Regions from separate parts of the Homo sapiens genome. Here regions 2, 3, 4 and 5 are each linked to region 1. A link is a loop called in an ENCODE intact Hi-C map of the cell type or tissue named here. Cell type or tissue: Caco-2. All regions are shown on one strand. Each heading gives the region's core, and the rest is flanking DNA. Links, peaks and the distances in the headings are about the cores only.

Evidence for each region. A loop is a pair of places that touch in the nucleus more often than their neighbours do. Peaks named below come from ENCODE experiments on the same cell type or tissue, not always from the same donor. Only the 100,000 strongest peaks of a DNase experiment are listed, where the experiment ranks them.
Region 2: a loop joins it to region 1, with 8 times the contacts of the local background. A loop is called at or near these places in 58 of 110 quality-filtered maps.
Region 3: it touches region 1 in a loop (15-fold over the local background); 6 of 110 quality-filtered maps call a loop at or near these places.
Region 4: a loop joins it to region 1, with 11 times the contacts of the local background. A loop is called at or near these places in 58 of 110 quality-filtered maps.
Region 5: a loop joins it to region 1, with 2.5 times the contacts of the local background. A loop is called at or near these places in 3 of 110 quality-filtered maps.

What each region holds. Positions count from the first base shown.
Region 1 is chr2:165,235,678-165,242,000 of GRCh38, forward strand. SCN2A (sodium voltage-gated channel alpha subunit 2) reads left to right here and starts at 3,737. Exons shown (of 27, transcript NM_001040142.2): 1 at 3,737-3,963. In Caco-2, for the core only: a CTCF peak has its summit at 3,673 (motif pointing right); no DNase peak of the experiment used is centred there.
Region 2 is chr2:165,302,166-165,308,488 of GRCh38, forward strand. It overlaps SCN2A (sodium voltage-gated channel alpha subunit 2), which reads left to right. Exons shown (of 27, transcript NM_001040142.2): 4 at 5,683-5,772. Among named protein-coding and RNA genes, the nearest start is that of SCN2A, 66 kb to the left of the region's middle. In Caco-2, for the core only: no CTCF peak of the experiment used is centred there; no DNase peak of the experiment used is centred there.
Region 3 is chr2:165,776,091-165,782,413 of GRCh38, forward strand. The region is part of intron 1 of GALNT3 (polypeptide N-acetylgalactosaminyltransferase 3); the gene reads right to left. Among named protein-coding and RNA genes, the nearest start is that of GALNT3, 15 kb to the right of the region's middle. In Caco-2, for the core only: a CTCF peak has its summit at 3,110 (motif pointing left); no DNase peak of the experiment used is centred there.
Region 4 is chr2:165,291,302-165,297,624 of GRCh38, forward strand. It overlaps SCN2A (sodium voltage-gated channel alpha subunit 2), which reads left to right. Exons shown (of 27, transcript NM_001040142.2): 2 at 4,472-4,789; 3 at 5,716-5,834. The coding sequence starts at 4,523. Among named protein-coding and RNA genes, the nearest start is that of SCN2A, 55 kb to the left of the region's middle. RefSeq lists an enhancer at 2,438-2,732. In Caco-2, for the core only: a CTCF peak has its summit at 2,593 (motif pointing left); a DNase peak (open chromatin) is centred at 2,580.
Region 5 is chr2:165,392,370-165,398,692 of GRCh38, forward strand. No RefSeq gene overlaps it. Among named protein-coding and RNA genes, the nearest start is that of CSRNP3, 74 kb to the right of the region's middle. In Caco-2, for the core only: no CTCF peak of the experiment used is centred there; no DNase peak of the experiment used is centred there.

The sequences.
Region 1 (6,323 bases), core at 585-5,584:
AACACCTCGTCTTTCAAGGAATTATGGGAATTATTCTGTTTGTCAGACTTTGTTTATGGAAATTATGTCCTTTTGATGGCCCAATTTTTCTTTTCCTTTTCTTCATCTTTTGATAACATACTATTAAATGTCAACAATTCATACTAATTGGAACTAGTGTAATAAGCTGTCCTCCTCATCAGTATTAGCAGTCTTTGAACATGGCATAAAAATATGCCCATTTTGGCTTACAGGTCCTTGATTCTCTAATGATAATAGTGCAGGAAAAACATTAGATATGGAGTTCAACTTTTTAAAACTGTCTTGATGTTGGTGACCAATAATTTAAAAGAGGTTAGCATATTTTAAGGTGACTAAAACTGTACAAATGAAATTGCCATTTAAAAATGTCTGTTCATTTGCTTTTCTCCAATGCAGATATTTTAAATAAGAAGAAGTGAGGCAAGAAAAATGTAAACAAATATTAGGTATAAACTAGGAACTTAGTCTTTTATTTTCTGAATCAGATGGATGATATTTAAAAGTCTGGGTGAATGATAAATGGTAGAAAAAAATTAAATAACAGTCAATATGCACAACTTAATGGAGGTAAAATAAGACTTACTTACTTTTATCTCTATAAATTAAAATGATTTTGAAAATCAAGCTGCCAAAATAAAGGTGTGGATTTTATCATTAAAGCAATGCCCAAGAGACATGTTATTGAGAAATTATGTGGCATTGGTTTGTTGTTACTAGCGAAATGAATGCCTAACTGAAGTTGATTTCATAAAGATTTAGTGTGTGTATGTACTTGTGTGTCTGTGTGTATATATGTATATATATATTTGTATACACACGCACACATGTCTACCATGTGACATGTTGCTATTTTTACAACTTATTTTAAAACAGCTAAAATTTTCTAGATGAGATTAAACATTTTCCATAAAAATAAAATTACAATAGTTACCTCAAAGTTTGTTTATCCTGGAAAAAAAAGTGCTAACATAAGAGTTGTTCAATAATATTTTACCAAAATTTTGTCAGAACTCCATTAAAAACAATTCAAGACCACAGTGGTCTAATTTCAACACTGGCATCATTAACCTAACATATTTATGGAATATTCACTATATGTTCTGTTTTCTGCTTAAGTATATGAATTAAACATAGTTTAAATAGTTTACTCAAAGAACATGCCATTTGCTTCATTGATTTCACACTCTCTGACGTATGTATTAATAAGAACATAGGAATCCACACACAGAAATAATAGCATTCCTATGGTGCATTAATAAAAATGTATGAATTTTCTATGTCTAGGACATGTATTCATTATTTGGGTGGGTCTTATATTTCAGGTACTGTTCTGTGAACCACGTTTATGGAAGTGATCAAAACAGGCAAACATCTCTGCCTTCATGGAATTTACATTTTTCTTGGAGGAGGCAGACAATAGACAAAATATTTAGTATGTCAGCTAAATACTAAAGGGAAAAACCAGAGGAGGGGATAGTGTGTGGTATTGAGGGTCAAGGCCAGTCTCAGTAAGAAGGCAGCTGTGAGCTGTGACAAGAATGAGGGAAGTGAGCCATACGGAGCCCATGTAAGAGATTTCCAGGCAAAGAGATTAAAAGGTGGACGCCTCCTAAGGAATGGACATACCTGCCATGTTTGAGTAATGAGAAAGAAGATAAAATGGCTAAAGTAGAGTGAGTGAGGGCAAGAATAACATCAGAGAAGTAAAGGAGTCTAGATTGTGAGCATTGTGAACACTGGGGAAGGCATAGACTATTCACAAGGAGATGGGTAGCTACTAAAAAGTTTTGAGAAGAAGAGTATGTGATATGATTTAGGGTTGAAAAGGATTGCTCCAGTTTCTGTGTCATATAACCCTATGGTCTTGAAACTGGGATATTGTATCCCTGGGGGCATGAGGTGGCGTGCCTAGAGGTACACAAAATCCCAGGATCAGTTAGTCACATCTTCCCTAAGGATAAAATTTACCCTCAAGACTATGGGGAAAAATGATTACTGTGTTAAGAAAAACATTTAAATTTTATATAAATTATTGTAAAATTCCCGTGATTTTAAAAATAAAGTATCAATAATATTTCATATTTGTGGCATCTTAGGCTTTAATCTTACAGGTTTAAGCTTCTTGGCCATCAGGAGTAATTTGTTGAAATTGCAAATTAATTTGGCAAAATTATCATAATTATGTGCCCTGAGAGCTTATGTATCTTATGATAGTGCAGGAAACTTGTGAGATGAAATAGTTGAGTGTATACATTAAAATAATTTGATCTACCAAGTCACTTTAATTATTTATTTGTTCAGTGTTAAAAATATATTTTCATAACCAAACTAATACATCTTAATAATGTTGTAGAAATGGAAGTAAGGTAAAATTTAAGAAACTGGGTTTGTTCTTCTGACTTGCTTATTAATACTGGATAAGTTACTGAAGAGTGGGCTTTGGTTTCCTCGTCTATTTAATAGTGTGGGAACAACCTTATGTTAAAGCAATCTATTCAGTATAACTTTAGCACACAGAAAATAAAATATTATGAATCCAAAGAAAGTGTAGCTTGCAATCATGTATTTTATTAAATGTATTTATCAGCATTTTGGCTTCTGATGGACATGTGTATATACATATTTTGTGGATAAAAAAATTACTTAACTATTTTTATATTAGATACTATCAATTATTCTGGCTGATCTGGGGACTTTTAATGGTAAATTTTATATCAAATCTGACAAAGACAGTATTTCAGACCCGTTTAAGACCTAGAACTCACCATGAGTTCTAAAATTGGTTCTCAGCACCATGGACAGCGTTACTGCAATAGGAAATTAAAGATCGATTTGGCCCCAAATTAAAATGGTGTTGTAAAAAAGTGGGAGAAAAAAAATGCCTATCCTTTTACTTCAAATTTTAAAAAAATGATCCTGGCCTTCACAACTGTTCATAAGAAGAATAATTAATTAAACAAACATATATTGAGAACATCATATGCTCAGTAAAACTTTGATTCTATAAATGGTGTCATTTACCAAATGGATTCTTTTGACAATTTAATTTTCTCTTATCTCTCTAAGAAGATGTAACTACACACTATAGTATACTACTACAATTATCAAATTTCATGTTGCATGTAACTTGTCGTCTGTATTTTTGTAGTTAGATTAGATTAACTAAAGATTTTTCAAGTTTGCCTTTAAGTCATTTAATTTTCCTGCCTTATCTTTAACCTTTCAACATTCCTCCAAACAATAGCAACACAAGTGTTATGTGTTAACTTCTCTAGTGACAAAAACTTATACTTCTCCACAAAGAGATGTGATGTTCATTATCAATAAGCTTGACATCTAAAATTGTTTTATAGGAGATACATATTACTTTTTCAGATGGTATATAAAGTTAAATAAATCTTAAGTTTTCAATGATGGGAAAAGCTTCCATTTAGTTTAAACATAATGTAAAGAAATTTGAATCCCCAAAATAGAATTATAATTCTAAAAATTCATACTATAATTCTTCTTAAATGTTTAAATTACAGTTAATTAAAGTAGTTGATTTCAAATAGAGTGGAATTATGGGCTGTACATCATTTAATTTTATGTGCTGACTGCTACATAGCCAAAGGAACGTGAATTAAGATGGTTCCACTTTTGACCAGGAGATGGAGCTGTCATGTAAGATGCTGCCTTTATTTATTTATTTTTCTAATTTAGCATGCTGTTTTCTAACAGACATTGGGTACCATCGAATGACTGTCAGAACAGAAAGCTAAGGCAAAGGAGGGAGGATGCTGTGGTCATCCTTTCTTGTTTTTTTCTTCTTTAATGAGGATAGAGCACATGTGAGATTTTACTTTCTACTCCAGTAAAAATTCTGAAGAATTGCATTGGAGACTGTTATATTCAACACATACGTGGATTCTGTGTTATGATTTACATTTTTCTTTATTTCAGGTAAGCCAGCATGATTCTATTTTTGACTTATCCACGGATTGTTATCTATGTTAAGAATGACATTTAATATAAGATGTGTGCTTTGTTAGCTTGTATTCAGATCTAAGAGATTCAAAAGCTCTAATTCTAGCTGTTGTGCAATTTAAAATCTTCCTAGGCTGAAATGAGCTCTGACTATGACATACCGTGTTTTATTATTTCTTTGGCTTTCTAGCTGTTGGTCTCTGTCTCTGGCTGTATTTGTTTACCTTTTAAAGGTAAAGCTTTCAAAGTGAAGGATGGGTTTTCCTTTCACAAGGGAAATACTGCTCCTTAATGCAGTGAACAAATTGTAGAGATATAATGAAGCAGATTAACATGGCAGTGGCTCTGCCAAAGCTCAGGGCTGAGCCTTCTGATTGCAGCCTCAGAGGCAAGCCAATATTCTGAGTCCAAAGGCCTTTTGAACGATTTCTGCTGGCTATGATGGTACAGATTGTTTATGTCTTTATTTTTACCTCTTAGAAATAATACGTAAGTCATTTCTCCCACATGAATCAAGATTTATGTAATGTGTTTAATAGACTTGGAATGAGACTATAGACCCTCCCTCCTCCCCCAGTATGGATGTGAGGAGTATGCTGAACACAAATTAATTGCCATGAAAATTGATTTTTTCTGTATTTTATTGGATTTGGGATAATAGAACCGTGGCCATTTTAAATAGTTGATATTATAGAAGGTGCTCACATTTTAAATTATTTTAGGTCATGTGACATTATCTGTGTTAAAGAGTGGAATGACTCAGGAGGTGGAAGTTGCATGCAACAGCCTTGCTTCTCTCTGCTGCTTCTCGTGATTTCCCTTAAATCCTTGCTTGATTATTATTAGAATAACAGGAATAAAGACATATAGAAATCCTATATTTAAAAACCACTGATTTTCATTTAGAGAAATTTAAAGAGATTTTACAAATATTTTAAAAATAGTTTTGTAAGATTGTTTTTAAATGCCTCACTTCTTTCTCCTGTGGAAAGAGCTGTGTGTGTGTGTGTGTGTGTGTGTGTGTGTGTGTGATGGTGGAGGTGGCAGGCGGTGGAGGTGCATCAGGATGTTTTTATCTCAGTCATTGTTTTCCTGTAAAGAGGTAGTTTTGCCATGTCAGAGGTTGTGAAAGCTATGGGGAATGATTTTATAAAATGGTTTGGACAAACCATGAAAAAAACATGTTTTTTAAATGTGTGGAATCTATAGAGTTTGTAGTTCTACATGGCTCCATATACATGGAGATTTTTAGAATTACAGATATTTAACCATTTATCCCCATTATCATTTAAAGAAAAGCAATTGTAATTGAGAGATAAGGTGGATTTCCCAGAGTCACGTACTAAATTACAATAAGGCAAGGCTAGAACAGTGATTGACAGTTCCACATCTTCCATAGCAGTAACACAATTCACCTCTAGTGTGAACATATCAGGATGGCATAGACCAGGTATGATGATATTCACTGTGCGTGTGTGTGTGTGTGTGTGTGTGCATGTGTGTGTGTGTTTGGTTATATTCTGTAAAATAGAGTTTCTTTCAGTATACTGTTGCTCAATGGCATATTATATGCAGTGCTCAATTTTCTTAGGTTTCTTGTCAAAGCATCCAAGAAAACTGAATGACAACTATGGAAACTCTGTTTCTTAGTATGCCTTTTTCATTATTAGGTGGTGTATACTCTTCTACCCTATGCTCATGAATGATGTGGATGGCCACATGGCTTTCCCTCCTACCTAATAGAAAAGATTGTACATATAGGTTAATCTATTGACAACTATAAGAATATCATCTCATGTCCAAGCCTTTCCTCCTTTGTTCACTTACTAGGCACAGGCTTTACCCTACTTCTTCAATATCTTGAGAAAAGAAAGGGATTAAAATGTGTCATGTCTACATATATTTGTGGAATACCACGTACCAACCAAGTGTCCATGGTAGAGATAAAGAAATAATTAGTCAAGGAGTTTACCTCAGGGAGGTTAACATGCAAATATACATGTGCAGATACCACTATATCTCAAAATAAGGAATGAAGAAAGATGAGAAAGTGAATGGGACAGGAATATCAGCACCTATCTTGTGCCAGGCACCATGTTACATCCTGGGATTCAGAACAAAACAATAATGTTAATTTCTGTCCATGGGGGGCTCAGAGGAAAAGATTTTAGGAGGATGTGACAGTTAAATTAGATCTTTAAGAGTGAGTTGGATATAAATAAAGAAAAACAGAAAGTTGCTTATTCCAGGTACATAGGTGAGGCAAGTAAATACAAGAAAATGGAGAACTATAGGCATCGTATAGGGAAACTGTAGAGAAAGGTAAATAACCCAAT
Region 2 (6,323 bases), core at 630-5,629, 67 kb after region 1:
AAAGCAGATGACACAACAATTTCTCTTTCTTTTGTTTTCAATGCTCATATGTTATCATTTAGTTATCTACTGGCAAATAGGAGTTTGTTCATATTAAAATTAAACAATCCAATATTTAACACTGTATATGTGACATTTACTCGATTTTTCTGCTGGCTCAGAAATATGCACTGGTATGCAGAAAAAGACCTATTCTATTCTACTTCAAATTATCCATTTTTACATTAGAAAACCTCTAACATCAGGCTATCTTCTACTTCTAGTTTATATATAGGTTAAAAACTCCTCTGCAACTTCTCTGGATATTATACATTATTACAAAGTCTCTGAACAGAGCATAATGTCTTTTCCTTCCTATAGAATAACAAAGAAATGTCCTATAATTTTATACTCTATAAATGAGTTATTAATGGTAAGAAACCAATAATTATTATCTTAGTGGATAATGACTGTATACTGTAAGAAAAGTATTATCCACATTTATATAAGAAAACTGAGCCTCAAAGAATTAAACAAATTGCTGAAGCCCACATGGCTGGTAAGGGATGTATCTGACCATGGTTCATTGCTCTAAATCTCATGGTGCTTCATCCTCGCTCCACGGAGACAGGGGTGGGTGTGCCAGTGTTATGATGATCCAGGCTCCATGTCAAGGGCTACTTAAACAATTTTCACTAAAAACTTGAAGAAGTGTTTCTTCATAATATACACAAAGGAAATATTTTACATTTGCCAACTCGCAGGTTAGTATCAATCAACAGGTTTACCCACTGTTATGTATACCTGGCATAAAGAAATTAATAGATTAAAAAACATCTTTGTCCCCTGATATTATAAAAGGTTTATCTGCCTCTATTTTATTTTACATTGAAAAGTTCTTAAAGCAATATTGTTCCAGGATACAGTGTTCTTTTGAAAAATGTACTCTATGACTTGGATTACACATTTAAAAAATAATATAGGATGTATGCATTTTGCTACTAGTTTGAGCCTTTTGAAATCTGCTTTGACGTGGGGTTTCTATACTTTTTTGATGCATGGCATCACCAATGCAAAATCCATACCTACATTAAATACTTTTGTATTTGAGTTTTTGTTATTTGAGTTTTTTTTTTTTTTTTTTTTTTTGAGACGGGTTCTCGCTCTGTCGCCCTGGCTGGAGTGCAGCAGCGCAATCTCGGCTCACTGCAAGCTCCGCCTTCCGGGTTCACGCCATTCTCCTGCCTCAGCCTCCGGAGTAGCTGGGACTACAGGCGCCCGCCACCACGCCCGGCTGATTTTTTGTAATTTTAGTAGAGACGGTATTTCACCGTGTTAGCCAGGGTGGTCTCGATCTCCTGACCTCGTGATCCGCCCGCCTCGGCCTCCCAAAGTGCTGGGATTACAGGCGTGAGCCACCGCGCCTGGCCATATTTGAGTATTTTTAAGATCATCTGAAACTATTTCAGTCACTCACCAGAATCCAGGAATTTGTAAAGTATGTGACTGATGAAATAAATTAACAATGATTTAGAAACTTAGTGAATTTTAAGCCTTTCTATTTAGAGATACCTATCAAACCACAAGCGTAAAAACTTGACCCTAGTTATCTACTATTTTTCTATTAAAAGCAAAATTGTTCTTTTTATGTATCAGAAGTTTTAACTTAAGTGTATACTTTTATTAAAATGATAGCCATGAAATAAGGAAAATGCCTGTTTTCGACTTATTATCAGTGACTAATTAGAAAATAATTATTTCTCTTGTTAATGTTGAAATATATATTTTACTTTTTTATATATAACTAAATTATACCACTATAAAGAGTAAGTTTTTAAGTGTCATAAAACCATTGCCGAGTCCATAATGCAGCATAATTGCATAAGGCTGTTAATTTCCACCTTATATTTTTCTTATATTTTTACCCTCAAAAAATGTAGAAACTTGTGTAAACAATATGTATATATATTTTAGACAGAGTCTCACTCTGTCACCCAGGCTGGAGTGCAATGGCGTGATCTTGGCTCACTGCTACCTCTGCCTCCTGGGTTCAAGTGATTCCCCTGCCTTAGCCTCCTGATTAGCTGGGATTACAGGCATCCGTCACGCCTGGCTAATTTTTGTATTTTTAGTAGAGACAGAGTTTCACCATTTTACCCGGGCTGGTCTCAAACTCCTAACCTCAAGTGATCTGCCTGCCTCAGCCTCCTGAAATGCTGAGATTATAGGCGAGAGCCATGGCACCTGGCCAACAATATATTTGAAGACAAACTTTATGCTGTATTTTTAAATAATTTATCAGAAATTGTTTTTAAAAACTCCATTTAGTAACAAATGAATTGCAAAATTAATTTCATTAGTCAACTGACACTGTGAAATAGCAAGGCTATAATGGTGAATAATATAGACATGATTCCTGTCCTCATGACGCTCAGAGAGTAGTTGAGAAGATCATCATTAAAATTTGTCATTAGAGGAATAATATAAGGGCTGCTGGGGTATATAACTGGTAATAGGTCAATCTGAGTACTAAAGAAAAAGAGAGGTGACATTTCCAAGACCCTAAAGTCAGAAACAGCATATAAAACATTCATAACATTTGACAACCTAAAATAATTACAGTATTATCCAAATGGGGATAATGCAATGAAGAGAAAAGAAAATGAAACTGGAGAAGTAGACAGGGATCAGACCTCCTAGCGTCTTGACTCTGTGTTAAGACATTTGATCATCATCCTAAGAGTAATAGAAAGCTACCAAAATGATGCATATTACATTTACAATGGTCGTGTTAGCACAGTATGCAGAATGGATTAAATGGAGCCAAACATGAATTTGGAAACATCAGTTTAGAGGAGACTGCAATAATCTAGATGGACTATTAGATTTGATGCTAGTCTTGACAGACACTTGGACCATGCAGTGATATGGGGATGGAAAAAAGTAACTGAATCCAGAGATAGCAGGCAGAATTGACAATATTTGATGGTTAATTAGATATGAACGTTTAAGGGGAGACAGAAATCTAAGATTTCTCATAGGTCTCTGGCTATATTATGCACATTTTATAAGACACAGAGACGTCAAAGGAGTAAGTAATTAGCAGGAATGGAGGGGTAGATTAAAAGATACTTTTCAAAAGTTCAGTTTTAGAATTCAAAATTTGAAGTGTTGATAAGATATGTAAGTACAGATGTCCTATGGACAATCAAGTATGTGGAATTCAGAAGAGCGGTCTCACTTGGAGAGAAGTATCTGAGAATGGTGGGTATATAATGGTTATGTTTGTTGAGCAATGTTTGTTGATGGACTACACTAGGATGAGGAGAGTAGAAGAGAGGTAGATGGCTTACATACCTTATGTCTTTCTTTTCAAAAAGAAAAATGCCACATTTCAAAGAATACAGAGAAATTGGTGCCCTGAGGCATGAAGAAGCCAGGGAATTGGAACCTCCTGAAAGCAGAGGGAAGATAACTTAATGCTAAGGGGAGGAACCATCCTTGTTGAATGCTGCTTAGAAAGCATGTCAAATATAATCTCAAATTATCCTTTTGTTTTTAGTGACAAAACGTGAAGATGTTGCCATCTTTAGAAAGAAAAGCTGGTAGGCTGAATATATGATAGATATATAAGAAAAGGAAAGATAAGCAGCTCTTTCAAAAAGTTTGGCCATGATATGGAAAAGGGAGATAAGGCTGTAGTAGTTAAGGAGGGTTGTGAGTCATAGGAGAGAAATATCCTTTCCCCTATGCCAGGACAAGGGAGACGTAAGCAAGTTTGTGTTGCTGGGAAAAAGCCAGTAAGGTGGGAGCCATTAAGGATAAGAAAAGAGAGAGATAAGAGATTGCTGAAGTCTTCTGGAATGGGGAAGGTGTCCAGAATACCGGTGGAGGGATTGGAAACCTCCCCACTGTAACAGGAAGGAGGAAAGAATTGGTCTCAATGTGGAAAAGTTTGTTGATTTGGGGGTGGGAAGTGGAGGCGGGGCATTGTGATGCTGTCTCTTCTCTGTAAAGTAGAAAATAAGTTTTCAGCTTGAAATGGAGCCGGAAGAAAGAAGAGGGTTGGAAGCTGGAGGAAAGTGGAGAATATTTGAAATTTTTCTTTGCAGAGAGTGGGAGATGGAGCCTAGTAGGAAAATACAGGACTGTGTTGAGGACCACTGAGGTTTGTGACCATAAATTTAGAATGGTGCCAATCTGCCACGGGGTGTTATTTTTCCCCAATAGGGCTCAGCAGACCAACAAGCACAGGGGACCCTCTAGTTTTATATACCAATAGCAAGTCATTCTTTATTTAATTTAGTTTTTTGTTTGTTATAGCAATAAAGAAAAATTGTGTTTCTTTGAAATGGTATTTTGTGTGTGTGTGTGTGTGTGTGTGTGTGTGTGTGTGTGTGTGTGTGTGTTCTCTAGATTATAGTGCCCTCACGTGGCTGATGCACATCATTTACTTATGAGTGTTTTCATATGGATGAAAAAACTGAGAATTAAGCATGGGCCTTACAGCACAGCTACTAAAATTAAAAAATAATAATTATTATTATTGTTTTGACTAAAACCAGTACTAGATGCAAATGAACTTTCTTTCTAGATCAACACAACATTGTCCAGTTGTAATAGTGTTGATATTTCATTATGTGTAAGTAATGTGATCATTTATAGTAAAAACATTAGGAGTGAGAAAAGATATGAAGAGCACGTATTTCCTCTCTGGAATTTCTATAATTGTGTCCAGATTCACAATGATAAAGAGTGCCACTTTACATAATGGCAACTAAATCTTTATTATGCTTTTTATTAAATATGAAAGTCATTACTATTATCTGATACTGAATATTTTCTTAAATAGTTGTTTTGGTTTTTGTCTTTTGCTGTTTTTTAATGTCAAGGAAAGTGAAGGGCATTGGCTATACCTGCAAAGACAAAGTGGGATAGGGTGAAACCAACCCAATATTTGTAATAAACTGTGTTCTGTATGATCCAGGAAGCAATTCATTGAGCATCTATTACGCACTAGGGCCATTAAGTTGAAGGAGACTTACATATTTTAACAAATTTGATCTTCATAGCAATCCTGTTACATGATTACTTTTTCTTACTTTTATAACCAAGTCAATTGAGATTCAGGGAACTTAATAAGTAATTTTGCCTTAGTTACAAACCCCAGAAATGCCAGTGCTAACACCTGCCATCTTCTCTCATAGTTCAGGATTTTATGAGCAATTACAGTATATTATACCCTCTGTTTAGAAAGGACCTTATTATAAGACATTCCACCAGGGTAACTTTTAGAATGATGTTATAATACATTTAATTAATTACTTGAATTGTCTTGTTGAATTTTTGCCAGGGTTTACATATGTGCTGAACTTGCAGTTTTAATGTTCAGTTGAGTCTGTCGTTAAGAAAATTTAAGTTGATAAATTATTCACTGATGAACTACTTTCTTTGCATTTAATCTTTTTAATTGCTAAAGGTACCTAAATAGCCTCAAAATAGTTGATGGCTTGGCCTGAAGACAAGATCTAAATATGAGGTTGCTGAGTTATAGAAATGGCAAAAAAAAGGGTCAATAATAGAATAATAAGCAACAAAATAATAGTAAGCACTAAAGTTTTAAACTTCATGGTGGTGAAGGCATGGTAGTGCATAAAAGTAAGATTTTTCCATTGAACTTTGTCTTCCTTGACGATATTCTACTTTATTCAATATGCTCATTATGTGCACGATTCTTACCAACTGTGTATTTATGACCATGAGTAACCCTCCAGACTGGACAAAGAATGTGGAGTAAGTATAAATATTTTTCAATATTGACCTCCCTTTATGTTTCATATTGTGCTTTTAACACCTTGAGACCTCCTCAATTTCTTTAACAAATCATGCTAGCTACTGTTAACCAGACCCTGATTCAAATTCATTTCTGTCACTAAATGTCTTCTAGGACAAAGCTTGTAGTGGGCTCACTTAGTTGTGTAAATTACTGCAGTAGTTTGACTGCTATTATCTGCAGCCCTTTATCTTCTTTGTGAGTCTTATGTTCTTTTGAAGATCACCAGTGATTTACTAATATCTACTGATAAAAAGTATACCTAGTTTTTATGTTCCTTTTTTAATGACTACCACAGTTCTGTGTTACTAGTATATGTTTGATGGCTTTTAATGGTGCATATTTTATGAAATACAAATGCTTCACTCATTTTTGTATTAATACCTATTTGCTCAAATCGGACTGAATGCCAGTGTATTTCAGATTATGTCTTCATATAGAGCCACATTATTTGGATCCTTTAAATTAATTAATGTGGAAAATGCAATATACATTTATTTACAGTCAATGA
Region 3 (6,323 bases), core at 814-5,813, 540 kb after region 1:
TCCAATCATAAAAATGGGAAAATTGATACCTGAACAATAAAAGACATAAGCCAAAAGATACACAATAAATAAATGAGTAAAATGAAACCAGGATTTTTAATGCCTTTTTCCGGGAATAATGCCATGTTCCTTGTCAGTACTACCTGCCAAATTGGAAGCCCTACGTAAAAACAGCTCGTGAAACAAAACAAATCTCTCCTACAGTCAACTTCCAGTTGGACTCAGAAGTTTGAGAATTGATAAGAAAAAAATCAGCACAACAGCAAACTCAGGATATAACATGTCATATTTGCACATTAGAAATGATTAGCAGATAAAGGGTTTGTTCTTCTTGTACTCTTTCTAAAACCTTTAAACACACCTATCCAAGATGGCTATTTGCTAATTACCAAAGATCAGATTCACAGAGGAAGAGAAGTCAAAAATCATGAAATAGTTTTTAAAAACTAAAAAAAAAGAAAAAAAAGAAAAGAAAAATTCAGAGATCTTCTAAATTCTAAATTCTTATGAATTCCTAAGAGTGAAATTCAGAGACCTGGTTTTAAAAAGTTATTAATCTGTAACCTGGTATATATGTAGCCATTGCAAAAAGTCATTAATAAAAATATTCATAAAGTGAAAAGCTAAAGCAATATACACAATTTTAACTGGTTGTGACACTCGCTATGTTAAAATCAATGGATTATTCTCAGGGGTAAAAATATGCTTCCATCTGAAATCTTACAAATTTAAAATAATCTAACTAACAAGTGGTAGCTTCCAGTTATCTAGACTACAGCTTCTCAAACTTTAAAGTGACTATGAATCACCTGGGGATCTTGTTTAAACACAAATTGAGAAGGGAAAATATCAAGGTAAGATCCATCATGATTGTCCCTCTAGGTGAAGAAGCATAGGTTGCAGAAATATTAGTTGTTCATTTAACCTAAAAATTCCAACTGTAGCAATTTTCTGAAGTAGTGGAAAGCAGAACATTATAATTTTACATGAAAGTAACATTTAATGAAATAAGAAGATAGTGGTTCCTCTCACTTCTTGTTTCCATGTTTGTGACAATAAACCATTACAACTCCAGAAGTTTAAAGTCTGGTTCCTGATGAATTTAATTGCTGTGATGTCTAATTTGGTATACAAAACTTCCTTACTACTGAGTTAAGGCATGCTGTAAAGAGTTAGGGGTAACCACACTAAGCAGAAAAAAAACAAAATTACATCCCAATATCCTAATATAGATTATAGATTAAGAAAAGTACACTATTGTGAATTATTATAAAACTCATTGGATCTTTGCCACACATTATCTATCATCTGTATTTCCTAATTGAATTCAAAACAAAACAAAGAAAAACAAAATTTAAAGACCTTGCCCTGATAATAAACCTTTAAGTGCTTGGGTAGAAGTTTTATTATGTGCCCCTCATCTACTGGTTAAAGTGTTAGGGAACAGAGGAGTGGCAGAAAGTCATTTCTGCTTGCATTTATTGGTGGGTCAAATCTCATGGTGTTTTGCTGCTGTAGTTTGTTAGTTTTGATTATGTTTAAGTTCATGTTTACATTCTTGGCAGCATTTCTTCTGAGCAGGAAGTGGCATGTGGATGTATGACAAGAGACAAACACTGATGCAAAGCAAACTGCATGAAGACAGCCACATTCTGTCTCAGAGGGGGCAGCAGTAGACATACCTCAAAGATCTCAGCTAAAGGCAAAGTAGAGTTACTCTGGGTGGCTGGGCAATGCCACCAGTGGATGACTAAACTACTTGCAATTGTTATAAACTAAGAACAGCTTTCTGAACCAAGATATCTGCAGGCTGTGAGACAAAAAGCTCAGTGACAGAGTTAACCATCAGCAACCGTGAGGCACAGGTTTCAATACTGAGAAGGACAGGGTCAGACATCCAACTTCTCAGCTACCCCTGGTCAGGTAGACATCTCCCTCATCGTCATCTCTGAATGTGAAAGGTTGCTGATAGAATCTTGATTTGTGAGCTAGCCAACTCTATCTTGACAGTTTGACACAAACAAGTAATTATGATACTACATTATCTGTCAAGGGAGTCACAAACTCAGGGGCTCACATGCTCTTTCCTGCCACATCTACACCTGTGAATGACTTTTACATTACATATGAAAGATATGCATTGATTACTTATGGCATACTACAGAGTAGAGGAATTCTGAGGAGTGATTTAGGTGGATCCAGAGATTATTCATGTAACTGGTATTCCCTGCCCCCCAGGTAGAGGCACTGCATTTTAAAACATTTGTCCATCTATTTACCTTGTAAACATAGTTGTTGGCTTTTGGATTAGTAAGGAGATAGAAACCACATGCTAATTTGAACAGAGAAAGTTTAATACAATCTGGTATTAAAAGAGGATTGGAGTAACAGGAAATTGCCTAGTGGGAGTTAAGGAGAATTCTAAAGAATACAGGAGTTGTAAATACAGTATAAGGGGCAACCACTCCCCCTATGGCTGAAATAAGTGTTCAAGGAAGGGCTCTCCTCTCACCAGGGCTGAGATCCAGAGATGTCTATGGAGATGCCCTAGCTTTGACTACCTGGTAAAAAGTCATAGAAGTACTTCATTCATGGGACTTACCAGAAATCTGCCCCTGAAGTTCCAGAAGAGGCCATTCACAGCCGGGGGACAGAACCCTAGAACTAGCTAGGTGCTGAGGAAAACTGCTGGCTGCTGAGGGAATCTGGAATCACAGAGGTTGTCCCCTGCAGGAGTTTAGTGAACTTTCATGTGCCACACAGGTAACAACGGCTCTGGGCTGGCTGCCTGGGACAAAGGTTGGGCAGCTGGCTCCCTAGACACCCAGTCTTGTGGGGCCCCGAGTTTGGCATGTGTGGATCTGAGGAGAGAGTTTGGGGAGCAGTGACTTAGGTGACAGAGCAGGTCCATGGTGTCTGTGTCTCAAGGGTACACCACTGCTGCCTAAATCAAGCTCTAAAGAAAGTGCAGTGTGTGGGGAACACCAACTCTAGAAAAAGCTGTGTTCTGCAGATACCTAGTACTGGAGAAAATCATACTGGGGAGTGAGCAGTGGAGGAAAACTATGCTCAAAAGGAGCTTAGCCAGTGAGCATCACAGAAACCAGAAAGAGAAGCCTCAGCCACTTCAGTGTCCCTCCAGTGCCCTCTACTGACAAGGCTTAACATTGTACGAGCCAGCAAAAAAGAAATTTACAAGGCCCAGCTCCATTATTACAGAGCAGGCTAATACAGTAAATTTGGAACTAAGAGACAGTAAACTGATAAGCAGCAAAGTCTACACTTTTCACTACTCAGCTTCCACATGCACCCTCTCCCACACACTGAAACTCCTGTACAATAACAACACAATTCTATATTTCACCTAACAAAGTCTAACTGTCCTTCTTTATAAGTGAAGAAGTTCTATCTCCTCAAAAACGAGAGACATAGAGTCCTAACAGCTATTGTAGTCATTGCTGTGACTCTGAGTTACTCCTTAAATTCTGTCACAGTCCCACTAAATATTCTGTTACCTAAATTGGAAAGTTGATCTCCAACGGCTTCTATTTAACATTTTTAAAATGAAAATGAGAGAAGAAAATTGTTAACATATACAAAAAAAACCTAGATATAAGAGGCAAAGAAAAAATGTGCATTGAACCTGAGAAAGCTGATTGAAAAAAAATTTTTAAAGAAAAAATACGCAAACCTACAATAATCCTCACTTACATAATTGGCTGCGAGGCCATAATGAATATCTATGGCTTCTTTCTTACACTAACTACTACTCTGTATTCACCATGCCCTTAAGCATTCTAGGAGTCCACAGATGTTGGTGATGTCAAGGAAGGGCAAATCCATATGTAGAATACTTGTCTATTCTAGTGAGGAGAAGTCTCTGCCCCCTCAATGAAGGAAGAAATCCAGTATAATGAACCTGCCACCCAGAGGCTGGCTGATCCCCGCAGGGGCTCAATGCTGGATTCTGCAGATTAGGAACTCAGCAGCAGCGCTATCCCAGTCAACTTTACAAAGGGGAAGCCATGTTGCTGAGCCCATGCATACACAGCTCCAGTCTTGCCACCAAGACTCCTGTTTATGGGCCCACTGAGACAGCTGGAGAGATAGGCTGACTGACATGCAGAATGTGTCATTTTGTCCACTTGATTATTAAGAGCCTCCTCTGCAATGGATGTGCTTTTGTGGGCACTCAGAGGGGATACAAATTCTTTCAGGGTCTTTTCATTTTGAAAGGTTCATTCACATACCTCTTCCTCAAACTAACTACCTTGTCACCAATCTTCCAATCCTGTTCCTTCCAACTCTGACCATAAAAACCATTAACAACTACCCATCGATGACCAATATAGATCTGTATTTCTAGGCATGTCTCATTCCCAACATGGTGGACAACCATATTTACTGTTCAAATCTCTGCCTACAGAAAAGTTTTCCTTATCCAGTATTATTCACAGTTACTCACGAGTAGGGCTATAGTGCTACACAGTCATTAATCTTGGGTAGTACTAGTGTTTTGTTCAGATTCATCTGCAAATCAGGTTTGAGGGGTTTTTTTGTTGTTGTTGTTGTTGTTGTTGTTGTTGTTTTTTCTTCTAACAAATGGACTAAGGGAATCGCCAAGAAGCCACAGGCATGAGTTGAAAGAGACAAGGCAATGCCATTAGAGTTGCTACCAAAGAAGTCTGAGTCCCTGGTTCATGCAACTTATTTGTCCTATCCAGATCTGCTCTAGTTCTGTCTCATGTACTATTTCCACTCAATGATATATTGCTGTTGTACATCGCTAACCTTATGGAAAGATAGGTCAGATTTTACCCAGATAATGATGGGAAACTTGGTCCACATGATAACCTGACACTCCATAATTATGCATTCAATATCTACCTAGTAGCAAGTCAGAAGGTGTTTATCAAAAAGTAAACAGTTATCTGAAGAAAATATTTATTTCAAAACCCTAGATGTCTGTATTGTGATTCTGCTATTGGCACTTTCCAGAGGCTCCATAGAGCATTCCTCTTTGGCACAGATACCAAGAGAGTCGTTGAGTTTGCTAGATCATAAAGCTGAAGTGGTAGCATAGCCTGTACTGCTGGGCTTGCTGCAGAGCCTTCTTCTACTTTGATCATCATTAAAAACTGGCAGCCTTATGAGTTACTCTGTAAACAGGTTGAGGTAGCATATTCAAATGTTGTAAATGTTGCCCCCAAATTCAAAAATGACTATTGAGGCTGGGTGCAGTGGCTCATGCCTGTAATTACAGCACTACTGAGGTAGGCGAATTGCTTGAGCCCAGGAGTGCAAGACCAGCCTGGGTAATATGGCAAAACCCCATCTCCACAAAAAAAATACATAAATTAGCCGGGTGTGGTGGAGCTCACCTATGGTCCCAGTTACTCAAGAGGCTGAGGTAAGAACATTGCTTGAGCCCAGGAGGCAGAGGTTGCAGTGACCCCCAGATCCCACCACTGCGTTCCATCCTGGGCAACAGAATGATACTCCCTCTCAAAAAAGAAAAAAAAAAAAAGCCTATCGAGCATAGTGGCTACTGAATGCCCAGAAGTTTTGCTGAATTTTTGTGGGGCTGATTTATCACCTTCTAATTCTTATATGCTCTACAAGGATATCTAAAGTATTTGCTACTTTCTTCTCATCAGAGACAATCAGCATATTATCATCAATGTAGTGGATCAGTGTGATGACTTGTGAAATGTTACGATGATTAAGATTAAGAATTGATCTAGCCCTGAGGCAAGACTGTGAAGCCATATTGTTGGCTCTGCTAGATAAAAACAAATTGTTTTTGGTGGTCCTTGTAAATTGGCAGAAAAAGATATTAACTAAGTCAATAGCTACATACCAAATGCCAGGGGCCATGTGGTTTGATAAAGATATTACATCTGGGTCAGCAACTACATTTGGAGTCACCCAATAATTAAGTTTAGGGGAGTCTACAGCCATTCTCTAAGATCCATTTAACTTCTGCCGAGGCAAAATAAGTGAGCTAAGTGGGGATGTGATAGATATCACAAGTCTTATTTCAAATCTTTGATAGTGACATCAATCTTGAGAGTTTCCTCAGGGATATGTTATTACTTCTGATTTACTATCTTTGAAGAAAGGGGAAATTCTAAAGCCTTCTACTCAGCTCTCCTATCACATGGTCCTCTCTCTATGGGTTAGCAGGGGTGTCCAATCTTTGGGTTTCCCTGGGCCACATTAGAAGAAGAAGGATTGTCTTGGGCCACACATAAAACACACTAACACGATAGCTGATGAGCTGGGGGAAAAAAAAGAATTACAAAAAAAAAAAAAATCTCATA
Region 4 (6,323 bases), core at 454-5,453, 55 kb after region 1:
CCAGAGTGCTGGGATTACAGGCATGAGCCACCGGGACTTGTCTGTCGTTCGTTCCTTCCTTCCTTCCTTCCTTCCTTCCTTCCTTCCTTCCTTCCTTCCTTCCTTCCTTCCTTCCTCCCTGTCTGTCTTTCTTTCTCTTTCTTTCTTTCTTTCTTTCTTTCTTTCTTTCTTTCTTTCTTTCTTTCTTTCTTTTCTTTCTTTCTTTCTTTCTTCCTCTCCTTTCTTTCCTTCCTTCCTTCCTTCCTTCCTTCCTTCCTTCCTTCCTTCCTTCCTTTCTCTCTCTCTCTCTCTCTCTCTCTTTCTTTCTTTGTCTTGCTCTATCTCCCAGGCTGGAGTGCAGTGGTGTGATCATAGCTCACTGCAGCCTCAAATGCCTGGTCTCAAGGGATCCTCCTGCCCTGATCTCCCAAAATGCTGGGATTACAAGCAAAAGCAACCTTCCCAGCTCCAACTCCACTTTTCAGAAATGCTTCTGTACCACAATGATAACCCTGACTACTCATAGGTTTCAAATGAGGACTCTTCCGTGTTTCAAGGCTACAGCATGTGGCTTAGGAGAGGCCAATCAAAGACGGCATTACCCTGGACAGAGTAATTACTTCAGGATGGGCATGTGACCCACCAGGTGTCAGTGAGATGCAATGAGTTTTTCGGAGTCTTTCTTCCCACTGAATTGAGGTCTGGAAGGTTGGGAGGCTAGAGCTGCTACAGCATCTAGCTGTAGGGAAGCTACGGCTAAGAGAAGAATCTTTAGGAAACTTATCACTATGAAAGTCAGAACAAAAGGATACAGCATAACTATGAGCTGGTAACATCAGCTGAGCTCTTGAATCATCATATGCCTAAGACTAGCCCTGGACAAACCATGAACCAATAAACTCCTGTCTTTATTTATTTTTTACTTCAATTAGTTTGAGACATCTTTTTCTCTTACAATCAAAAGTTATCTGCTAAAGTGACTAAAATATTATTTTGGGCTACATCTTCCCCTTGCTCATTTCCAACAAACACATTTTCTTCTTTTCTCCAAATCCTTTATTTTAGATTCAGTGGGTACCTGTGCAGGTTTGTTATGATGGTATATTGCATGATGCCAAAGTTTGAGGGCACGATTGAACCCACCACCCAGGTAGCAAGCATAGTACCCAATAGGTAGTTTTTCAACACTTGCTTCCCCCACCCTATACCCACTTATAGTCCACGGTGTCTCTTGTTCCCATGTTTATGTCCATGTGTACCCAATGTTTAGCTCCCACTTATAAGTGAGAAGATGTGGTATTTTGTTTTCTGTTTTTGCCCAACAAATACATTTTCCAATGAAAATGATGAAGCCAGAAAGTATGAAATACATTGATTTAACAATTAGAACTGTTCTAATTATAATTGATACCGGTGCCTGTTTTCTTTTTATGATTGAGTAATGATCACAGATTTTTGCTATCAGATTTTGAGTTTGAATCCTGCCTGTATGATCTTAGGAGACTTTTCCTAATCTCAGTGTATGTCCTTACTTCAGTTTGCAAATAAGGATAATGAAAGCACTTATCCAATAGGGTTGTGTGGAGGATGAAATAATACAGGGCAAATGTCTTAGCCAAGTGACTGGCACTTAGTAAGTCCTCAAATCTTCACTATGATATTAATTGAAAGCCTAGCATTCACAATCTCACTGGTTTATCAGTTCTTTTTTCTGGTTGCTTTTTAGTGACTTAAATCAGAGATAAATAAGATTGGTGTCTCACTGGGTTAATATTTTTTCTGGAGAGAGTTAACTTGTGTGGCACAGGCCATCTCTTTATTGAATTAGCAAAGAACTACATTGGATTTAAGATTATCTGGGGCTGAGGCTAATATCAAATCCTACTCTATGTTTGTAGTTCCTTGGCTACAAGCCTACATACGGTAATTGCTGTTTAATATGAATTTTTATTTTTAACCCTTACATATAGTAAGGGTTAATTGCTATTTAATATGAGTTTTTATTTTTAACCCTTCCCTATTTACGTCATGCTTTGCTTAAGGACCAAGATATATTCTGAGAAATGTGTCATTAGGTGATTTTTGTCATTGTGTGTACCTCATAGAGTGTACGTAAAACCTAGATGGTAGAGCCTATTACACAACTAGGTTACATGGTATAGCCTATTGTTCCTAGGCTACAAACCTATACTGGATGTTACTGTACTGAATACTACAGGCAATTGTAATGCAATGGTATTTGTGTATCTAAACACGTCTAAACATAGACAAGGTACAGTAAAAAATATGGTATTATAATCTTATGCGACCACTGTCATATATGTGATCTGTCATTGACCAAAAATGCCATTAAGCAGTGCACTACTGTACTTTCTCTTTACTTTAAATTTGAATTCTTTATATGGGTTGAATGACTTTCTGACATAGCAAATAAAAAGCATGAGGAGAAGCATTATCTGTTAACAAAATTAACACTTAAAATCAACAAAGTTTTAATGTTTCGTTCCAAGAAAAGCCTGTGGAAGATCAGTTCCACAACTGAGAGCTTTGGGCTGCTTCAGACATATGTCTGTGTGTACGCTGTGAAGGTGTTTCTCTTCACAGTTCCCCGCCCTCTAGTGGTAGTTACAATAATGCCATTTTGTAGTCCCTGTACAGGAAATGCCTCTTCTTACTTCAGTTACCAGAATCCTTTTACAGGAAGTTAGGTGTGGTCTTTGAAGGAGAATTAAAAAAAAAAAAAAAAAAAAAAAAAAAAGATTTTTTTTTTTTTAAAGCATGATGGAATTTTAGCTGCAGTCTTCTTGGTGCCAGCTTATCAATCCCAAACTCTGGGTGTAAAAGATTCTACAGGGGTAATGTTTTATTATTCTTATTATGCTTATTCTCTGTGATGCTTCTCTACCTTTACAGTAGTAGAATCCTTGGGGAAATCTGCAGAGGGACCACTTTCATTTTGAAGCTGCTGGCTGCATGTTTTAGCATGTCTCTTCTATTAGAGAATCCAGGCATGGCAGTTTCCTCCCCCAGTGTGCAAGGACCATCTTCATGCCTATGTCTGTCGCTAGGCATGAGGGTCTCTAGGAATGGGTGAAAAAAATGAGGGATGTTTTGGAGGCACTATAATACTGGGGAGGGCAGTCTGCTAGCTGGTAGCTGAAAGGTCCTGGTTTACTTCAACATTTTTTTTAAATAAAACTGTGCAGTAGTTTTTGTTATTTTAGGTTTCCCTCTGTTTTATCTGGTGTATGCTGCAGAAGTGAACTGCATAACACATTTCACTCTTAGAAAATGCATTTCATATATTTAAATGACAACTCTGACTCCTATAGTATGGGGGTGAAATAGATTGATTTTTTGAAAAGATGGAAAAAATAGATTAAGTGTCATTTAGGAGTCAAGATGTTGATTGTATTGTTTCAAATAGCATAGAAACTCCTGCCACTGGTTCAGAGGTAACATTTGGAATGACTGATGTGCTCTTTTGAGTTATCTACTTTAGTCTGGTGAAATATGATTTGAATACCAGTAAAAATCTATTTAGGTTATTGCAAAGACTCATATAATAAGAGTTTGCTTGAAAAGATAAACTATCGTAAACTTATTATTTTTTCTCAAGTCCAAATTCTGATATGGACACTAAGACTGTGATGCTACGTTTTTATGAAATGGGCATAATTTGAGGAAATTGGCTATCTCTACAGTATTTCCTAAGGTACTGCAAATGTGTTAATTTAAGAAGCAATTACACTAGCTAGCAGCAGGTTGCTAAGCCAGGGGGTCCGAGCTACAGACCTCTGATGTGGATGACTTCCTGCCCGGTTTGGCAGGAGCTGGGTCCCTTCCTGTGCAGCTTCCGAGCAGTTCCAAACACAACCAGGCATCTTCTGCTCCTTCCCACTCCCTTTCTTTCAAGCAGGATCTACCTATGTTTCCATAGCCTGGCATTTTAGGATTTCCAGAGATTTTTACCCAGTGAATTGACTTGGAATAAACTCTTAAATGTGATAAAGTGAGCCAAAGGGCACGTGCAAAGACTTGGAGAGATATGTGCAAGATCCTCAGCTCAGGTTCTACAATTTAATATGATGTTTCATCTCTTGTTTTGGATCTCTGCTATTTTTTCAGAAAGAATGCTGAAAAAGATGGCTGCCAAAATATTCACACAAGTGAAACAGCAGGCACAAACCAGTATCCTCCATTTCTGAGCTCTGAATTGCATATTTTCCCACAAGTAGCACAATCACTTAAAACATTTTGGGAGTGGGAGATTAGATTACCTCATAGACACCTACTGAATGTGAGAGATAGATCTCCATGTGAGCAAATGGATGCACATATGAGATTCCCTGAATACCAAATACAGCTTTCTTTGAAAATATTATAGCTATCTGAGTTTCTATGCTGTATCTCAGTGCTCAGTGTCATGTAACTGACACAATCACCTTTTATTCTAATGGTCATTGCTTTTTTTCCCTCCCTGTTTCTGTAGCACTTTCTTATGCAAGGAGCTAAACAGTGATTAAAGGAGCAGGATGAAAAGATGGCACAGTCAGTGCTGGTACCGCCAGGACCTGACAGCTTCCGCTTCTTTACCAGGGAATCCCTTGCTGCTATTGAACAACGCATTGCAGAAGAGAAAGCTAAGAGACCCAAACAGGAACGCAAGGATGAGGATGATGAAAATGGCCCAAAGCCAAACAGTGACTTGGAAGCAGGAAAATCTCTTCCATTTATTTATGGAGACATTCCTCCAGAGATGGTGTCAGTGCCCCTGGAGGATCTGGACCCCTACTATATCAATAAGAAAGTGAGTTCTTAGTCAAGTTGCCTTCACTGCCTATTTACTAATTGGTTCTGGGCTAGTCCCAGGGATGATGGTGAAGAAGGCTGGCCTCCTTCCCTCTGTCTAAAGTATCACTAAGATGCTGGATGGGCCTGACCGTGTAATGGACCAATGATCCTAGAAGTCTTTTGGAAGCACTCATTTGAACCTGCATTTGTGAGACAGGCAGAGAACTGGTGAGGCATCCTCCAGCGCGGGAATTAAGGAAGGACAAAAGCCTATTCACCTTCTTGAATACAAATTATATGCTTAAACCAGTGTAAATTGACCCTGATTCCCTAATAATGTTGAGAAGCAAAAACTGTAAACTAGGAGTCTATTTAAATTTTATTTTTTATATTTGCAGGAGTAGTATCTAAATTCCTCTTTATAGTCTCTAGCTCTCCATAAGTCACTTTGATCTTCAGTGGGTTTAATTATTCCTTTATACCATACTTTCTCCTTTCTATTGCTCTCCACAGAAGGAATAATAGCAGGTGACTTGTAGGTGCCAAATAAGATTCTGAGCAAAGAACACACCTGGAAAACCTTGAAGTTCTCATGAGAAAATTTTCTAACCAAAAAAAAAAATCAAAGCCTCAATTTTGTGCTTTATGTGAATTATAAATGCGGTTTTAAAATACTTACATTAAAACTTGATAAAGTTGCTAAGAATTCCTATGGCATTGATCACAAATTTTCTTAATAATCCTCATGTCATTTATCAAATTTAGGAAAGTTTATAGTGCTCAGAAAAAAAAAGCATCTATCTTCATGTCATATGATGGTAATTATTATGTTATACACTATTTTACAGGGCAATATTTATAAATAATGGTTTTACTTTTCTCTTAAAATATTCTTAATATATATTCTAAGTTTTATTTTATGTGTTGTGTTTTCTTTTTCAGACGTTTATAGTATTGAATAAAGGGAAAGCAATCTCTCGATTCAGTGCCACCCCTGCCCTTTACATTTTAACTCCCTTCAACCCTATTAGAAAATTAGCTATTAAGATTTTGGTACATTCATATCCTTTTTCAAATCGTCACTTAATATGATTTTCTTCTTTGACCAAGTTATTGAGCTACACATTTTCCAAAATATCTGTGGTTGGCAATGTTATGTGTTCTTTCTTTTTCTTTCCTTTTACTCAATCGTTAGCATGTTGCAAAATGAGATCACAGGTAAGTGAATTACTTTCCCCCGTCTTCTAAGTGTTTCTTCTCTACCCAACTCACTATTACTTCTTTCTTCTCTTTTCTTCTCCCTTACGAATTGCTTGCCACATCCCAAGCCTTTCTCATTAATTTTGACCATGTTACCAGGCTTTCCTCCTGTAAGTCTTCAATTTACAATGTTAGGTAAGGGAGTAAACTCCATGAGCTAATTTTCTTTACTGCTTTTACATTTGGAAAATAAATATACATAATCTGAATTACAATTTTGTATGTTTTTGGTCTGAATTTTATGACTTTCTTCTATTTTAGCATTTAAAAGCTTTGAGTTAGTAAGCGTT
Region 5 (6,323 bases), core at 656-5,655, 160 kb after region 1:
AATTTCTTCCTTATGTATTCTTGATCTACTTTTCTTTATATCCTTCTATCCTTTCCTTGCGCTCTCAGTATTTTTCATTTAGGATATTCTCCTTGTTTCTTTTCTGTTCACCAAATGTCTTGTTTATTACAGCCTATAGATCACTTAGATTTAGATCCCTAAAATTTGCTGTCACTCTGTAAAGTGCACATAGTATCTGCGTATTTATTTTTACAATTTTCTTTACAAAAATTCTAAGAAAGCTTAGACTGCAACTTTTCATAATATATAAACAAAATTCCAAAATAGCACAGATTTGACTTTCTCATTTAATTATGAACAGTTTGGGAAATGTTTCTCAATTCTGAATGCATATTAGAACTACCTGAGAAGCAAAAAAAAAAAAAAAAAAAAAGCCAGTGCATGGGCCAAGACCAGGACCAGACCAATTGAACTCATATCTCTGGGTGAGACTTAAGCATTTAATTTTTTGAAGGCTCGTCATTGATACTGATTCATACCAAGGACTGAGAACTAGCAAATTTGGGTCTCCTTTGCCCAATAGGAAAACATATTCTCCGGAAAGTCCAAACTGTCCTTCATTACATAACTTATCATGTACAGAATAAAGTTCCTAAGAGGATGGCTTTCGGAGTATTTATATTGCAGATTGAGGGATTGACATTGATCTAATTATAATAGAGGTTCTTCTTTAGGGCTGTAGTTGGTATAAAGGGAATTCTATTAGAAAAGTTTAGGGAGACTGTGTTCAGGTAACACATGCACACACACACACCCCATATGGCACCTTAACTATCCCTAGTGTATACTGGGTGGAATGAATGTGGGATGGTCTAGGAAACAGTATAAATTTATAAAATAGTTCCCTCCAGTGAATGCTACATGCCCTGTTGCATGAGAACCTTTAATCTGGACCAATAGAAGGCAGTTCATGGTGGCCAGTCAGAAAGCCATTCAATTTGTCATTACCAACTCACAAATCTAGACAGGAAAGATTCTCATTCTCATCTTCTCCATTCTTGGCGCATCTCACACAATCCCTTGTTTTTCTGAGCTCTGTAACATACAGACCTATTTACAAACAGAAGGGAGGAGACAAGAGAGGTAAGGGGAAGTAAAGAAAGAGGAGAAAGGAGGAGAGGGAACGATAGGGGAAAGTAGGAGAAAGGAGGGGAGTGTAAGAAATGGGATGTTTCATGAATTATAATTCTGAAAAAATGTCTGGTGTGGATACCTCCAGCAATGGTGAGGGAAGGAGGAAGAAATGTTGCTTAGTTGTCAATATGTTAGATCTAAAATATAAACATGTTTCTTCTCTTATTTATTTTTATTTGTATTTATTTATTTATTTATTTTTGAGATAAGGTCTTGCTCTGTCACCCAGGCTGAAGAGCAGTGGTGTGATCATGGCTCACTGCAGCCTTAACCTTCTGGACTCAAGTGATCTTCCCACCTCAGCCTCCCGAGTATCTGGGACTACAGGCATGTGCTCCCACACCCAGCTCATTTTTTTTTTTTTTTTTGTATTTTTTGTAGAGACAGGGTCTCCCCATGTTGCCTGGGTTGGTCTCAGATTTCTGGACTGAAGCAATCATCCTGCCTCAGCTTTCCAAAGTGCTAGAATTACAGGCATGAGCCATTGCACCTGCCCCTCTCATTTTTTTAAAGAAAAGATACCTGTGAAAAAAGTGAAGAGGACATTATACAAGAAAATGTTACAATGATTCCATGGATTCAGGAATATTTTTTTTTCTTTTACCTGAACTAAATACATATTTGAGTGTCTACTATATATCAACTTTGCAATAGCAGCTAAGAGATCAAAGAGGAATATAACTATCCAAAGAAAGGCTATAACCAGAGGTGAAGAACCTGGAAAGCCATGCTAGAGTTTGGAATTGATTCTGTGGCAAAAAGGAGTGATTACTCCTGAGAAGTAGAAGGAACAGTGAAATATGACACATCTGTAGCTGCTGAATCTGGTAGTAATAAGGCTATGCTGCCCATTTTTTCTAGTATTTTACAGCAATCTCATTTTCCCAATTATTTAAATGGGTTCTTATCTCTTGGTATAGTATATAGATTTATTAAGTAAAAGAATATAACTAGATTTTTAAGTCATCCAATGTGACACTTCCTGCTAATAGCCTATTTTAATCAAGTTACATTTTTTATATTTACAGATACATCTAATTTTATTCCTATCACTTTACTTCACACTTTCCACTTTTTGAGGTTTTTCCTTTTATTCTCCTCTTCCTTCTTGTCCTCTTTTGCTTTGTGTTTTCTGTTTCTCTTTCCCCCATCTCTGATGGAAAGTTACACATCATCTCCCTCCATTCATCCCTCCCTCCCTCCTTTCCTTCCTTTCTTCTTTTTTCTTTCTCTTTTATAAGTGATTACTCTTAAATTTTAACATGCATACTTAATTAAGGTGAACTGTAATCAATATTTGTGTCCTGATCTGGAAAAATGAATTTTCCTAGACTGATGACATATCATTGCTCTCCTCTAATATGTTATTTTTGTGTAGTATCTTAACTCTACCTTAATTTGAGATAAAACAAATTAAACAGTATTATTACATGAATTTGTAGGCAGTACTTATTTAGACTTACATACTAATTATTGGTAATTTTTTCCCTCAAATTTGTTTCTTCAGCCAACTTTTTCATTTTGTGTTCTATTTCTTTCTTGAAATGTATCCTTCAGGAATTCTGTCAGATCTGCTAGCAGCAAAATGACCCCGTTTTTCTTTTTCTGAAAATGGTTTAATTTTGGCCACATTTTTAATTAGAATTATTTTTTGTATATATCTACTTATATTAATATAATATATATAATTATATATAATATAAATATTTATATATAAATAATATATTTATATTAAATAAATATATATTATATACTTATATAATATATATTTATATAAAAATAATATAAGTAAAATTATATATAAATATTTATGTAAAATTATAATATTTATATTAAAATATGTATATAAATATTTATAATTTGTTTTTTATTTCTATGAGCCTATGAAATTATTTTTATTAATCTGGCTCAGAATTTATGCTAATATAAGTTGAGGATTCACATATTAATATCTTTAATTCAGAGAATTCCAAGGAAATTATCAGCTTTTAACACTGCAAATAGGTTATCATTCCATATTTTTTTATTCTCTCTGTCTGGAACTCCTTAAGAATATATGTTAAATGTCTAAATCATTTCTCCACATCCCTTAACATTTCTTTTTTATTTTTTAGTGGTCTCTCTGGATAATTTGTCAGGTTTTGGTATAAAAATAATACTGGCTTCATAAAACAAGTTGGGAGGCATTTATTCTTGAAAGAGAGTAAGAGAGATTATTTCTCCCTTAAATATTGATAGAATTCACCAGCAAAGCCATCGGAAACCTGAGTCTTCTCTGTGGGAAAGTTTTTAATTAAAAATATCAATTTCTTAAACAGGTATGTAGGATGACTACGATTTTTTTTTAGATTTGACAAATTGCATTTTTCTGAGAATTCATTTGTCTAAGTTATTGTTATTTGAATTTACTGTATAAATTGTTCATATTATTCCCTTATTGTGCTTTTAATATCTGTGACATCTCTAATCATTTTTCCTTTAATTTCTGATTCTGACAATTTGTTAATTATCTCTTTTCCTTGATTAGCCCATATAGGAGTCCTTCAATTTTATGAATATATTTTTAAAATTCAACTTTTGGTTTGTTGATTTTCTCTATAGTTCTTCTGCTTTCTATTTTAATTATTTCTGCTCTTTCCATCCCTGCTACTATAATTTTCATTTGCTTTTCCTCCCTGCACTGGCTGAACATTAGTTGTAACATTGAGGAGGTGAGGTGATAGTGGTAAGCTTTGTTTTGTTTCTAATATGAGTAAGGGAGGTTTTAATAACTAACTATTAAAAATGCCAGTTGGTATAGATTTTTTAAAAATAGATATCCAGTATCATCTTAAAGAGACTCTTTCAGTTCTTAATTTTCTAAAAGTTTCTAGATGTCATTAATAAATGCAAAATTTTATTAAGTTTTTCTGCATCTTATTTAGAAAATCATATATTATTTTTCTTTTGTATTTTGATATTGTGGTACACAGTGATTGATTTTAGGATATTAATCCTAACTATGCTCCTAGAACTTAATCAAATTTGGTCATTTGAATTATCAATTTCATATATTGCTTCGATTTTCTAATGTTTTGTTTTATATTCCTGCATCTATATTTCTGAAAGAGTTTGGCTTGTAATCTGTTTACTTTAATGTGCTTGTTAGGTTTTGAAATCAAGATTATGCTAACCTCTTAAAACAAGTAGGCAAAGGACTTTTCTTGTTCTTGTTCTCTGGTAGAGAATAACTAAGACTGGTGTTAATATTTTTCTTAATTCTTTGGATAATTAATTAGTAAAATCTGAGCATGAATTGTTTTTATGTACAGGTTTTTAATTATGTATTTATTTTCTCTGATAGAGGACCATTCATATTTGCTGTTTCTTCTTGTTTCACTCTCTGTAATTTGATAAAATTTCAAGTTTATTTACGTAAAATTGTTTATGATGATATTGTTTTTTAAAACTCTATAGGATCTTTAGTGGTGACCCATCTTGATTCCTGTTATTGGTATTTTGTGATTTCTCTTCTTTACTTATTTAGTCTTTTAAGGAACCAACTTTTGCCTTTTAAAATATTCTGTACTGTATGTTCTTTCCTATTTTTATTTGCTTTTATATTTATAATTTTCTTTCTTTTATTTCTTTAGTTTTAATTTACTATTGTTTTCTAAATTCTGAAAATCTCTATTTCATTCATTGATTTCAACCTTTGTTCTTTTTTTAGTAAATGCACTTAAGACTATAAATTTCCCTCTAAGCATGGCTATACTAGCATCCCACAAATCTTAGTATATTTCATTTTGTTAACATTCAGTTTAAAATATTTTCTCACCTCTATTTTGATTTTTAAAAATCTTACTAGAAACTTAGAAGAGAACTGCTTAATTTCCAAATACTTGAAAAAGTTTCTAGATATATTTATTTAGATTTCTAATTTAATTTCCTACATTCAGATAATATCGATAATATACTTTGTATAATCTTAATTATTTAACTTTTGGGGGAAAATGCTTTGTAGCTCAGCATCTATCAAATGTGTCATGTATTTCATATGTAGTTGAAAATAAAGTACATTTCAGTTGTTAAGTACAAAATTCTATATATTTTATTCATGAATTTGAAAGAAATCTTCATTTCTTTTGGCTGTTTTTACTATCCTTTACCAGAAGGGGTGTGCAAAAATTTTCCAATATGATTATAAATTTATTTATTTTAGTTCTGTTAACTTTTGCTATATATTTTAATTTTTATGTAGTTATTTGATATTTATTAGGTGCCTAAAATTTAAATTGCTACATTTTTTTCCCAGTAGATTGACCCTACTGTCATTATGGACCAGTCCTGTTAATTTCTAGTAAGATTGCCCTAAGTTCATTTTGTCTGATTATTATTATGCCTACAGTGGCTTTGGCTGGGTTGGTGATTGCATGGTACATACTCTTTCATTGTTTTACCTTAAATGTTTCTGTAACCTCCTATTCAATATTGAATATTCATGAATTATATTTTATATCCAGTCTAACAATATTTCTCTCTCTCTCTCTCACACACACACACACACACACACACACACACACATCTCACATTTGGATTTAAATTTTATGACTTCTTTTGGATTATTTGTATAATTCAGTTTTATACATTTTGTTACTATATTGTTTATAGTTACCCAAGCAATTGCCACATTAACTTTTTAAACTCCAAAATGAGTTAGTATTTCGCTACTTTCTGGACATTGCTAGGACATGAGAACACTTTTATTCTATTTCCCCCATTTCATCTTTTGTACTATTATTATATATTTTCATTTTACATGTAGTCTAACTCTGGAAGACATTATTATTACTTTTATGAAGTCAACACTTACTTAGTGTATTAGTATGTTTTCACACTGCTATAAAGATACTACCTGAGACTGGGTAATTATAAAGGAAAGAAGTTTTTGTTGTTTGTTTGTTTTTACAGACAGAGTCTTGCCCTTTGCCCAGGCTGGAGTGCAGTGGTCCACTCTCGGCTCACTGCAACTTCCACCTCCCAGGCTCAAGTGTTTCTACTGCTTCAGCCTCCCAAGCAGCTGGGACTACAGACTCCTACCACCACACCAGGCTAATTTTTGTATTTTTAGTAAAGATGGGATTTCACCATGCTGCCCAGGCTGGCCTCGAACTCCTGATCTCAAGTGA